2 separate regions of the Mus musculus genome follow, and region 2 is linked to region 1. The links are chromatin loops, found by intact Hi-C in ENCODE. Cell type or tissue: gastrocnemius. All regions are shown on one strand. Each heading gives the region's core, and the rest is flanking DNA. Links, peaks and the distances in the headings are about the cores only. Region 1 has its middle 17 kb from the start of Zfand5. Region 2 overlaps Gm45918 (a long non-coding RNA gene).

Region 1 (5,384 bases), core at 258-5,257:
AAGATCTGGTAGTTCATAACCACTTGTGACTCAAGCTCCCGGAGATCTCATACCCCTAGACTCCCAGATCACTTACAAGTGCACAAACCCTTATAAGGACACATGCATAGACATAAGTTTAAAACACTAAAACTAAATCATCTTTAAAATAAAGTTAAAAGTGATAGAAGACACTTGATATCAACCTCCAGCCTCCACGTGTACCTTAGCCCATACCCACATACAAACACCACACACACACACACACACAAAGATGAAAATGATAATTCAGGATGAGAGATGTGCCAACAGAAGAAACAGTAAGTGTAAAGTCTCTAAATCAGGACCTCACACAGCGTGTTTGTGGAAACGTAAAGAAGGTTGAGTAGCAGGTGCCCAGTGAGCAAGGATGTGAGCAGTAGAGTGTGACATTCTCTAAGGAAGACACAAATCATGCTTGGCCTTGCTCTCTAGAGTCCAGTGTCCAGTGATACAGAAGATTCTCTATCTTAGTGTGTCCTATACTACTATTAACATGGTCAGCTGAGCAAGTTATACAGAAAAGGGGATCATTTGAGCTCATAATTTCGAACAAGATTGAAAGGGAAAATCTGGTGGTAGCCTTTGTATTAGAAAAGCCCCAGGCAGAGTCGGGCATCATATAGAGACAGATAGGACATGGATAAGAAACCTTGCCAAGCTGGCTTCTAGAGCAGACTCTCAAGATAACCCATTAACCTAATAATCCATTAGATCACTAATCTGATAATCAGTCCATTAAATTATTCATGAACTTAGAGCCCTAACAACCTCTTAAAGGTCCCGCCTGATTCTACCTACTAATATTTCATAAGGGAGAGTAAATGTCAACATAGACTATGTTTGTTTGGATCCTAGGGGGTACACCCAGGCAACAACATGCTCCTTTTGTTGTGTTTTTAGGCAAGGTCTTACTGTGTAGCCTGAAACACACAGAGATCTGGCTGCCACTGCCTGCCAAGATCAAAGAAGCATGGGCTCAAAGGGCCCAATAACAAGGTATTTGGAGAATGCAAATTTTATTACAATAATAACAATCTTAATACATATTTGATGAACAGAATCAGAAATTCCATCCCACCTCCTTACCCCCCACCCCAACCCCCTCAGCCACCCTTCTCTATGTAACCACTGGCTGTCCTGGAACTCTGAGATCTGCCTTTCTTTGCCTCTGCCTCTGGGACAAAAAGGTGTGCAACACCACACCCAGGTAGAAATGACTTCCTTTAGGCAAGAAAACTGGATTGAAAATTCATTGAAACCACTCTTGTTGGTTTATGTTTGTGTTTGTTTCAGTTGGTTGCTTTCTTGGGACAAGGTCTCATGCCGCCCAGGATGGCCCTATCATATAGGTGAGAATGACTTCGGGTTTCTGATTCTGCTGCCTACAGCTTCCAAGTTTTGGGGTTACAGGAGCATGACACTGTGCCTGTTTTATAACACGTTTAATTTCTCAGCGCCTCTCTCCAAAAGTCGGAGATGAGAGGCTTATGATTTATTGGTTGATATAGTTCAGAACATCCCCATCTCTTACAGAAAGCACCACCTCCTTCTCTAGTGTCCCCTGCCTAGAGAACAAACTGTCCACAGTGTGGACAGAGCCATATCCTCCCCCCCCCCCCCACATCCTCAGAGTCATTTCTGATGTTCTCTCTGCTCAGATTACAGTGTGGCTTGTTCCCAGGAAAATGAGGGCTGGAGAAGGATGGGTGCCATTAATAACTCAGATGCCCTGGCACACAAAGCATGCATTGTTTTAAATCAAAAATGAGAGACACTGTTGCAGCATCAGTGGCTTCACACTGTACCGCTGGAGCGAGGAGAGAGAGAGACCTGGTGTAACTCTGGCCTTGAGCTCATAATCTTCTTGGTCTAGACTCCAGAGTGCTGAGATTAGAGGCAGGTGCCACCAAACCTGGCATAAGTGTCTGTCTTTTGAGGATATTGAGAAAATTTTGTCATATGGTGACATATGGCTAGTTAGATATTTATTTATTCTCCCTCCCTCCTTCCCTCCCTCTCTCTCTCTCTCTCTCTCCCTCTCTCTCTCACACACACACACACACACACATCACATACTTAGTTTGTTTTGAACACTGATAATGAAACAACTTAGAGTGTTAGCTTCATCTGAAACAACAAAAAGCAGGGCATTTACTAGATATATTCTGGACAAAGGCAGGACATAAGATTTAACTGTTTGACATGTAAAACCAAAGGAACCAAGCAACCATGACAGCACACGCCCTTCATCCCAGCACTTAGGAGGCAGAAGCAACTCAGTCTCTGTGAGTTGGGGCCCAGCCTGATCTAGAGTGAGTTCCAGACTATATAGGACTGCATAGTGGCCGCTGAGACCCTGTCTCAAAAAGAGAAATAAAAGGAAAAGTATATTTTGTTGTTTTGGAGTCTGTGTGATTAAGTCTTGTCCATTAGTCTTTCTGTCACTGTGGCAAAATGCCTGAAACACACAACTTCAAAGGACAAAAGGTTTCATTTGGCTCATGAAGTCAGAGGTTTGTCTACGAACACTTTTTCTTGGTGCCTTGAGCAGTTAAGACAAAACACTAGAGCAGAGAGTGCATGACGTAGGAAACTGTATGTGTCATAATGGCTGGGTAATAGAGAAAAGAAGAGGGGGAAGGGAGGGGAAGGAAGGAGAAAGAATCCAATGCCTCTTCAATGGCACATCCCAGAGAACTAACTTCCTTCCAGGAGAATACACCTCTTAATGGATCTACCCCCTAACTACTGCAGAATGGCAATCAAGCCTTTGGTATAAGAACCTTTGGGGAATACTTTAGATGTAAACTACAGCATCCTGAGAAGTAGAATGTTAACCACCTACTATCATAGACGTTCATCAAGTATGGAAGAGTTCTTAAAAAAAAAACAAACAAAAAGCAGATTCTTACTCTGTAGCCCTGACTAGCTTGTAACTCACTATGTTGAATGGCCTTGAAATCAAAGAGATCTCCCTGCCCCCGCCCCCGCCCCCGCCCCCGCCCCCGCCCCCCGCCCCTGCCTCCAGAATGCTGGGATTAAAGGCTGATACCACCATATCCAGCCCATGGAGCACTTCTTGGTTGGTTGCTTTATGAGCTTACTCATCGGTGATATAAAATTCCTGACAAAAGAACTTTACAGGAAGGAAGGGTTTATTTCGGATCATGATGCGAGGGCGCCAACCATCATGGTGACAGAAGCTTGAGGCAGTCGGGCATATGTATCTGCTCATGGAGGAGAGAGAAGGGTCCATTTAGGCTCATCTCATTGCCTTTTTTTTTGCTTGTGCCTGGGACCCCAGCCTTTGGATGGTACCACTCACATTCAGGGTGAGCTTTCTACATCATTTAATCCAGGTTAGAAAGTCTCTTAGGGGCTTGCCTCCCTGGTGACTCTACATCCTGACAATCTAACAGTTAATACTATCACCACAGCTGGGATCATAAGGGCCTTAATGGCCCTGCTCTGCCTCCTCTTAACAGTGAAGGGGGCTGACACAGCTGGGACTCCATGGAGAAACTCTCTCTCTCTCTCTCTCTCTCTCTCTCTCTCTCTCTCTCTCTCTCTCTCTCTCTCCTCTCTCTTCTCTCTCTCTGTCTCTCTCTTCTCTCTCTCTCTCTTTCTCTCTCCCTCTCTTCCTCTCCCTCTTTATCCCCCTCCTCCCCTCTTCCTGTCCCTCAAAAAAGTAGAAAGGAAAAACAACATAAAAAACAAACAAATAACAACAGTGAAGGATCAAGGCCTCATGGTCCAGGCCTTTGAGGTGCACTGCTCTGTAGTACTATAGCGTTGCTTTTCCACCAAGTGCATGATAGCCTCTGGTAATTTCCACATTATCCAAATGGGATTAGTAATTATGCCTCCATTTTAATACTCCTATGAGAATCGAAATATTACATGTAAACTGCTGACAATGGAATCAGTACAATATGTTTATCAAATGTTACCCACTGGTATTACAGTTCCTAGAATATGATGAGAGAAATGATGGACGACTTGCCTAGCCTGTGAATCTTAAGCAGCTTGCTTGTATCGTCTTTATAACTGTTGAAAAGGGGAGAAAAGAAGGGAGAAAAGAAAGGAAGGGTGGGTTTAAATATATGCCCAATTGTGACAGTGATTTTTAAAAACTTTTTGAAATTCTTTTATTAATTAATTAAAGAATTAATTCTTTGAGAATTCCATACAATTATTCGTATCATATTTATCTCCCAAACACCTCTCATATCCACTCTCCACATTCTAGTCTATTTACACAGCTCTGAGTTTTCTTCTTTCCACTCCTTATCTCCTAACCTCCAGGTTCCCCACTCCTGCACCAGTGAGTAGAGTTTGTGCAACCCAACTAATCTGAGAAGTGGGGACAGCCTTGGGGTGTGGTTGACCTACCAGAGGTCACATCATTAAAGAGATCTGACTCTTCTTGTCCCAGCAGCCATCAAATGTCACCAGCTCCTCAGCTGGTGATGGTATTTAGTGCCCACCTCCTGACGCCATGCTGGTTTTTTTTTTTTTTTTGGTCTGGCTTGAGCTTACACAGTCTTATGCATGCTGTCACATTCACTGTGAGTTTATATGTGCAACTTCTCTGTTGCATCTGGAAAGCCTTTTCCTTGAAGTCATCCTCTACCTCTGGCTCTTTCAGTCTTCCCCGAGGTGAGTGATATGAATGAACCCTTTAGAGCAGAGCAGTTTCACATTCTCTGAGTGTTGACCAGTCAGTACTTATCCATTGCAAGAACATCTCCTGTGAGTTTTGAAAGATGCACTGTGAGTTTTGAAAGATGCATTGTTAGAACAATGGGTATAGAAATAAGCCATTGGAAGGCATTTTAATACTATTCCTATTTAATAGAATAGTAACAGCACTTCCTTTCCTAGAGACTATGACCTATCCAGCAGTATGTTCTTATAAATATTAGGATTAACAGTTCTAGGAATGTCTACCATTTCATGAAGTAGATCTTAGATATAATCAGAAAGCAATTGGTTGCTATCATAACACTCATGCAACTATTAAAACAGTGGGCATATCTTGTTGGGACAGTCATTATTGTAGCTTGCAAGCTCCACAGCCTGGATATCACCTTCTAGCTGTGAACTAGAACTTCTGTGAAAGTTCTTTAGTAAGGACGAAGCTTCCAAATGGATACCAACCCACTTTTTCCATGTTCTATAAGTTCAGTATGACACGGCTTCAGCGATAGGATCTTACCATCTAGTTCTGAAGGATAACCAAGATTTTTTTCCACTTCTTTGAAATAGAATTTCAATGTACAGTCCATGGTGGCCTGAACCTTATAGTTCTTAAATAACAAGGATAACCTGTTGTGTGTAATTTTAAAAGCATACTACTGTCT
Region 2 (5,384 bases), core at 125-5,124, 90 kb before region 1:
AAGCATAATAATAAACTGCTCTGTATATTTATGAATATTTTGATATCTTCTAATTTTATGACATCTTCCTTATACTTTATTATATAGTACTCTCTTTTATAGATTCTACCCAAATGTTTATTAATTCTCATAAAATAGATGTTTTTCTTTTCATTCTTATATTTCTTTGGCTTTTATATTATTTAATGCTTTATAATATTAAATAGAAAATACAACAGGCATAAATTGATTTGGAAAAAAACACTGCTGACTCTTGTTTATGTTATTTGTATTTTGTTTCCTTTTAGGAGTTTCTGGAGTAGGTGATTGATCTTTCATAAAAGAAAAGTGACAAGAGATTAGCTTTGTGAGGAGGAATCTAAGTGTCTGAGGTCCATTGGCTAGAACCATTCAGTGGGAATCTGACATGGCTCTACCATGAGCTAGGGAGTCTATGAGGGCTGATAATGAAGGCTCAGGGAGAGAAGGGATCTGGTTAGAAGTCCAGAGGATTAGGATGAACGGTGGGTCAAGTCTAGAACTCTGGAGAATCTGAACATTGTGAAGTGTAGAAAGATTATCCTTAAGAAAAGAGAAAGACAAAGAAATGTTAGATATGTCAACTAGCACAAGCCCAACTGATTCCTAAGACAGCAACAGCCAGGTCCTCTGCAGTCAAGGTGAGGATTTCCAGAAGGACAGGGTCACGATGCTCCCCACCAATGGCTTTCAAATCCCGGTGCTTCTCTTTGAAAGAAGCCATCATCACACATGAGGTTTATCACTAGCTCATTCTTACCAGAGGTGCCAAGGCCAGTCTTTATAGATACATTCCTAACAGAAAGAGAAACAGTTTATAAGAATGTGGTATCTGGTTCTAATTCCTCAGTCCAATTCTGAGAGTTTATCATGTTAAAACCCACTTCTATAAAAATGCACCAGGGCACATCATACAAACCTTGTATTTTCTGCAAAGTAAATATCATGGTTTCTGATCCATTTTATGGTTAACATGTTAATAGAACTATTCCCAAACTGAGCATTTTTTTGCAAAATATTAGGAAAAGTCAGCAGCAAGATTAACTTCTTTTTTTTTTTCAAAATTTTTAGTATCTCATGCACCCTTTTTTCTCTTGCAAATATTTTCTAGTTTCTGACCAGAGTGACCAAACCTGAGTCATCACGAATGAGTCAGAAAAAGGGGAAAAGTTTGCTCCTGGGGGTCCTTGTTTTTCCAAGACATGGACACACCAACTTTAAGTAATTACTGTGCATTTTTATAACTAATTACTTTTCATTTGAAAGCCTGGAAGTAAAACATCTGTTTTGACAGGTGAGGAAAGTCCTTTCCGCATGAGTTTATGGAAGGGCTACAAAAAAAATAGGTGATTTAAGTTGATATATCTGTGAAGACAAATTATTGCTCTCCTATCAGAAGGGGATGAGACCACTGAAGAGAGCATGCCATCTGCTCCTATGCCTGCTAATGAAGTGTTTTATCCTAGGGAGGACACTAAAGCTCTTGAGCCTAGGTTAGCACTCTCTCTCTCTCTCTCTCTCTCTGTGTGTGTGTGTGTGTGTGTGTGTGTGTGTGTGTTTTGCCTCATTGCTATTCCTGATAATGGCTTGGCTTTGCAATTCCAAGTCAGCTTTCACGACTTCATTCCATACATACAGCATAGATTCTCAGTTAACTAACATTTATCCATCACTCTCTTCCTCAGGAAAGATGCTCATCACAAATAATTGGTAGCCGGAACGTCATCCTGGCATCTATGGCATCCTGGCATCTATGGCATCTATGCATTTCTGTCCCTATCAGTTTGTGCTGCACCTTTACCAAGGTGTTTGCCAGTTTTCTATTACTATACTGAGATGCCAGAGGCTAGTCCCTTACTATACTAAAATGCCAGAGGCTAGTCCCTTTTTTAAAAAATGCATTTAGCTCATAATTTGAGAGTGCAAGGACACAATACTGGCCCTGGTAAATGCCTCATGGGAGATGGCACCACGGTGGCAGGATGCCCTTGAAGAGCAGCTGTAACATGCGGGCACCACTAACTCACTCCACAAACACAGAGTAAATCTCTCTCAAGGATGCAATCCCAACTGCCCTGAGTCTGCCATAAGGTCTTTAGCATCATCACACTGGTGGCCAAGTTTCCAAAACAAACCTTGGCAGTTTGTCCTATTTATATTAATAAGTTATTAACCTCACAGAGAACACTAAGGAATTAATTCAGCTATAGCTTTAGTCTCACACTGGGCATGTCCGTCCCCTTCACTATGGTTCTTTGCAGACTTATAGTCATAACCGTGTATTTTATTTTCTAATTTTAGAAGATATATCGGCATGTAACTACATAAAAGCAGCCAGAGCCTTCACTGCTCTAACAGCACAGAAGTAGTCAAGGAATTCAAGGTATAAATCCAGCATTTGGGAAGCTGAGGCAGGAGAACTACTATTGTGAGTTCAAAGCTAGCTTGGGCTATATATCAAGTATGAATCGCGCTTGAGTTCTAGTGTAAGAGCCTCTCTCAAGAAATCAACCAACCAAGCAATCAGTGAAAAAACTAACAAACAACAATACAAAAGACAGGCGCAATGCTACCATGACTATAATCTCCACACTTTGGAGGCTGAGTCTGAAGGATTAGGAGTTTAAAGCCATCCTGGCTTACATAGTGAGGCTGTACAAATGGGGGGTGGGGGAGACAGAGACACACAGGGAGAGACAGACACAGAGCATGGAAGAGAGAGACAGAAACACAGAGAACAGAAACAGACACACAGAGACACACACAGAGAGACAGAGAGACAGAGACAGAGACAGAGAGACAGAGAGAAAGCCAAGAGGCAGAAAAAGACAGACAGACATATACACACACACTGAGACAGAGACAGAGATGAACGGAAAGACACAGAAAGAGAGACAAAGAGGAGAGAGAAAAAGCAAGAGAGAGTGATCGAGAGACAGAGACAGAAACACAGAGACAAACACACACACACACACCCGGGGGTGTGGGGGAGAGAGCATAGGGCTAAGGCTAGTAAGGTAGATGGGTCATTGGGTAAAGTACTTGCCACACAAACTTGATGAACCAAGTTCAATCCCTGAAACCCAGGAGAAAGCTTGATGAGGTGGTACACAGCTGTAACCTCAGCATTCTTACAGTGATCCGGGAGTCGAATAAATTGAACAGAGGCTCATGGGGCAGTTGGCTTGGAGGACTTGGCGCTGTAGAAACAAGAGAGAGACTCAACAAGGTTGAAGCAGAAAAGTGACTCCCAAAGTTGTCCTCTGATCATCACATGTACTGCATAGCACACGGGTGTCCCATCTCCAATAAGTTAATTAATTTAAATTACAAAGAATAATTTTAGTTAAGACAAAAAGACTAGAAACAAACTATACTAAACAACATCAATCAATACAAAAATAAGTAAGAGCATCTAAGCACACAGTCTCACATCATTTCACCTGATTTGCAGTTTTATCTCCCAGAGAAAACATTCCATAAATAAAAAAGCAGGCTGGAGATTATGTAGTGAAAGTAGTGAAAACAGCTGATCCATTTCCCACTTACCCTAATTAAATCCCTTCACAGCTGCCAGCCAACTATGCTATTGTGTGTTTCTAAAGTCAGCTTAAGTCAAGCAAAGCCTTCTGCCCTGATAGACTCAAGCACAAGCAACGCTAATGTAGTTGTGATAAAGCCATTAGACGTCAGGAATATGGCTGGCATCTGCTTCCACCCCTCTGTAAAAGCCCGTGCTGCCACAGCCTGCCAGGCTGAGAATACAAAAGTAGCCAGCCTTCTCTCTCTCTCCAGTGATCTTTAGTAGCTTTCTCCAGGGCTGTAACTGGAGGTGGAACAATGGAGTCTTTCAAGTAGAAGGAAAAGTAGAAAGAAAACGCCTGGCTGAGATACCCTTTCCCTCCTCAGTTTTGCTGCGAACACACTAAAAGAAACAAAAGCCAAGTTCCGCTGCCTTTCCAGTGGTCAAAAGGTATTTTAGAAATAAAAGAAAGAATCCTTGAGAATGGCTTTGAGTCTGTCTGTCCTCCAAAGGACTGTCAATGATAATAGGCATTAAATCTCTTCAGTGTCAGACATCCAAGCCCAGAACAGACCAGGGAAGCTCAGCTAGATTTTCTTCTAGAAGGCTGGAAATAACATCCATTAAGATGCCCGAGACCCCTGACGTCGCAGAAAATTCTCTAGGCAAAATCCTGACACCCTTGAGAGAGGTGAGTGTTCAGGCAGCTGCATGTCCACAACCTTCTAAACGTAATAACCTCATAAAATGAGCAGTCAGAGGCAGCAGCTTTCACACACTCAACTTCGAGATCAGGAGACCAGTCAGGGGAAGCCTTGGGGAGATTAGAAGCTATATTCTGCCAAACTCTTAGCCATCTCCAAGCCAGAAGTGTGCCTTCCTTCTACTCTGTCTGTCTGGGAGGCAGAGAGCAAGACTCTCCATGGCTGCTGTTTTTTTTCAAAGCCCTCACTAAATGCTTTAACCCAAGAGATGTTTCTTTAGCAAAGTGAAACACTATTTGTAGAAGCGCTGCTTACATCTGCACAGTAGTGTACCAACCAGAGAGGCACATCGGGGTTTATCCCTCATTGACTCAAGTCATTGTCACTCCCTCTCAAATAGATGTTGTCCCCACTGTGTGCGAGAGGAAGTGTGAGCCCCTCCGAGTATGAAAATGGGAGTCGGGGCCTCAGGAAAAGCAAGGTATTGTACAATCAAACTAAAACAGCAGTGCCCAAACTCAACCCAGTTTTCACCCAGTGTTATGTCAATCCCATAACAAATTACATTTAAATAACATGGGCAGCTGCATTTTACAAGAGGCAAACAGGACATTTTAATTCACTTTAGCTCATCGTATGCCATAGCAAAAGCATTAATCCAGAAGCATTCAGCTCAAGTGCTTCAGTGTGTAGGAGCAATGCTGTGTGCATGGGGATCTATTGGGAAAGTTAATTTTTAACCTCTTCAAGGATTTTAACCCAGAAGGATAATAGGGAGAGGCAAGAACTCCAGCTGAGCCCCATCCTCCTGACGGTCAAGTGGTAATAGATAACGTTGCTTTTAATATCGCTGATTTACAAGGCATAATAAATGTGTTTGGCTGTTCTTCCCTGGGGTTTATTCAAAAGTAAAAACAAAGGGACTAGTCACAAAGAATGTCTTTGTTCTCCATTAAGTTAGAAAACCAGACTGGGACAGTTGTGTCCTGTCACAGAATACCTGCAGTGCACTGTTAGTGTTCAGCCAACTTCAGGGCTCCGCACAGGGAAATTATAAAATTTCTGTGCGCTTTAACCGTACTGATACTTCTTAAATATTCACTATGGCCATACTAAGAAACGTTAAAAAGTACTGAGGT

The links. Peaks named below come from ENCODE experiments on the same cell type or tissue, not always from the same donor. Only the 100,000 strongest peaks of a DNase experiment are listed, where the experiment ranks them.
Region 2: a loop joins it to region 1, with 1.9 times the contacts of the local background. A loop is called at or near these places in 4 of 42 quality-filtered maps.

Annotation. Positions count from the first base shown.
Region 1 is chr19:21,252,297-21,257,680 of GRCm38, forward strand. No RefSeq gene overlaps it. Among named protein-coding and RNA genes, the nearest start is that of Zfand5, 17 kb to the right of the region's middle. In gastrocnemius, for the core only: no CTCF peak of the experiment used is centred there; no DNase peak of the experiment used is centred there; H3K27ac peaks cover 357 bases.
Region 2 is chr19:21,162,167-21,167,550 of GRCm38, forward strand. Gm45918 (a long non-coding RNA gene) reads right to left here. Exons shown (of 9, transcript XR_877753.3): 9 at 2,935-3,218. Among named protein-coding and RNA genes, the nearest start is that of Gm32979, 28 kb to the left of the region's middle. RefSeq lists an enhancer at 2,251-5,284. In gastrocnemius, for the core only: no CTCF peak of the experiment used is centred there; a DNase peak (open chromatin) is centred at 2,002.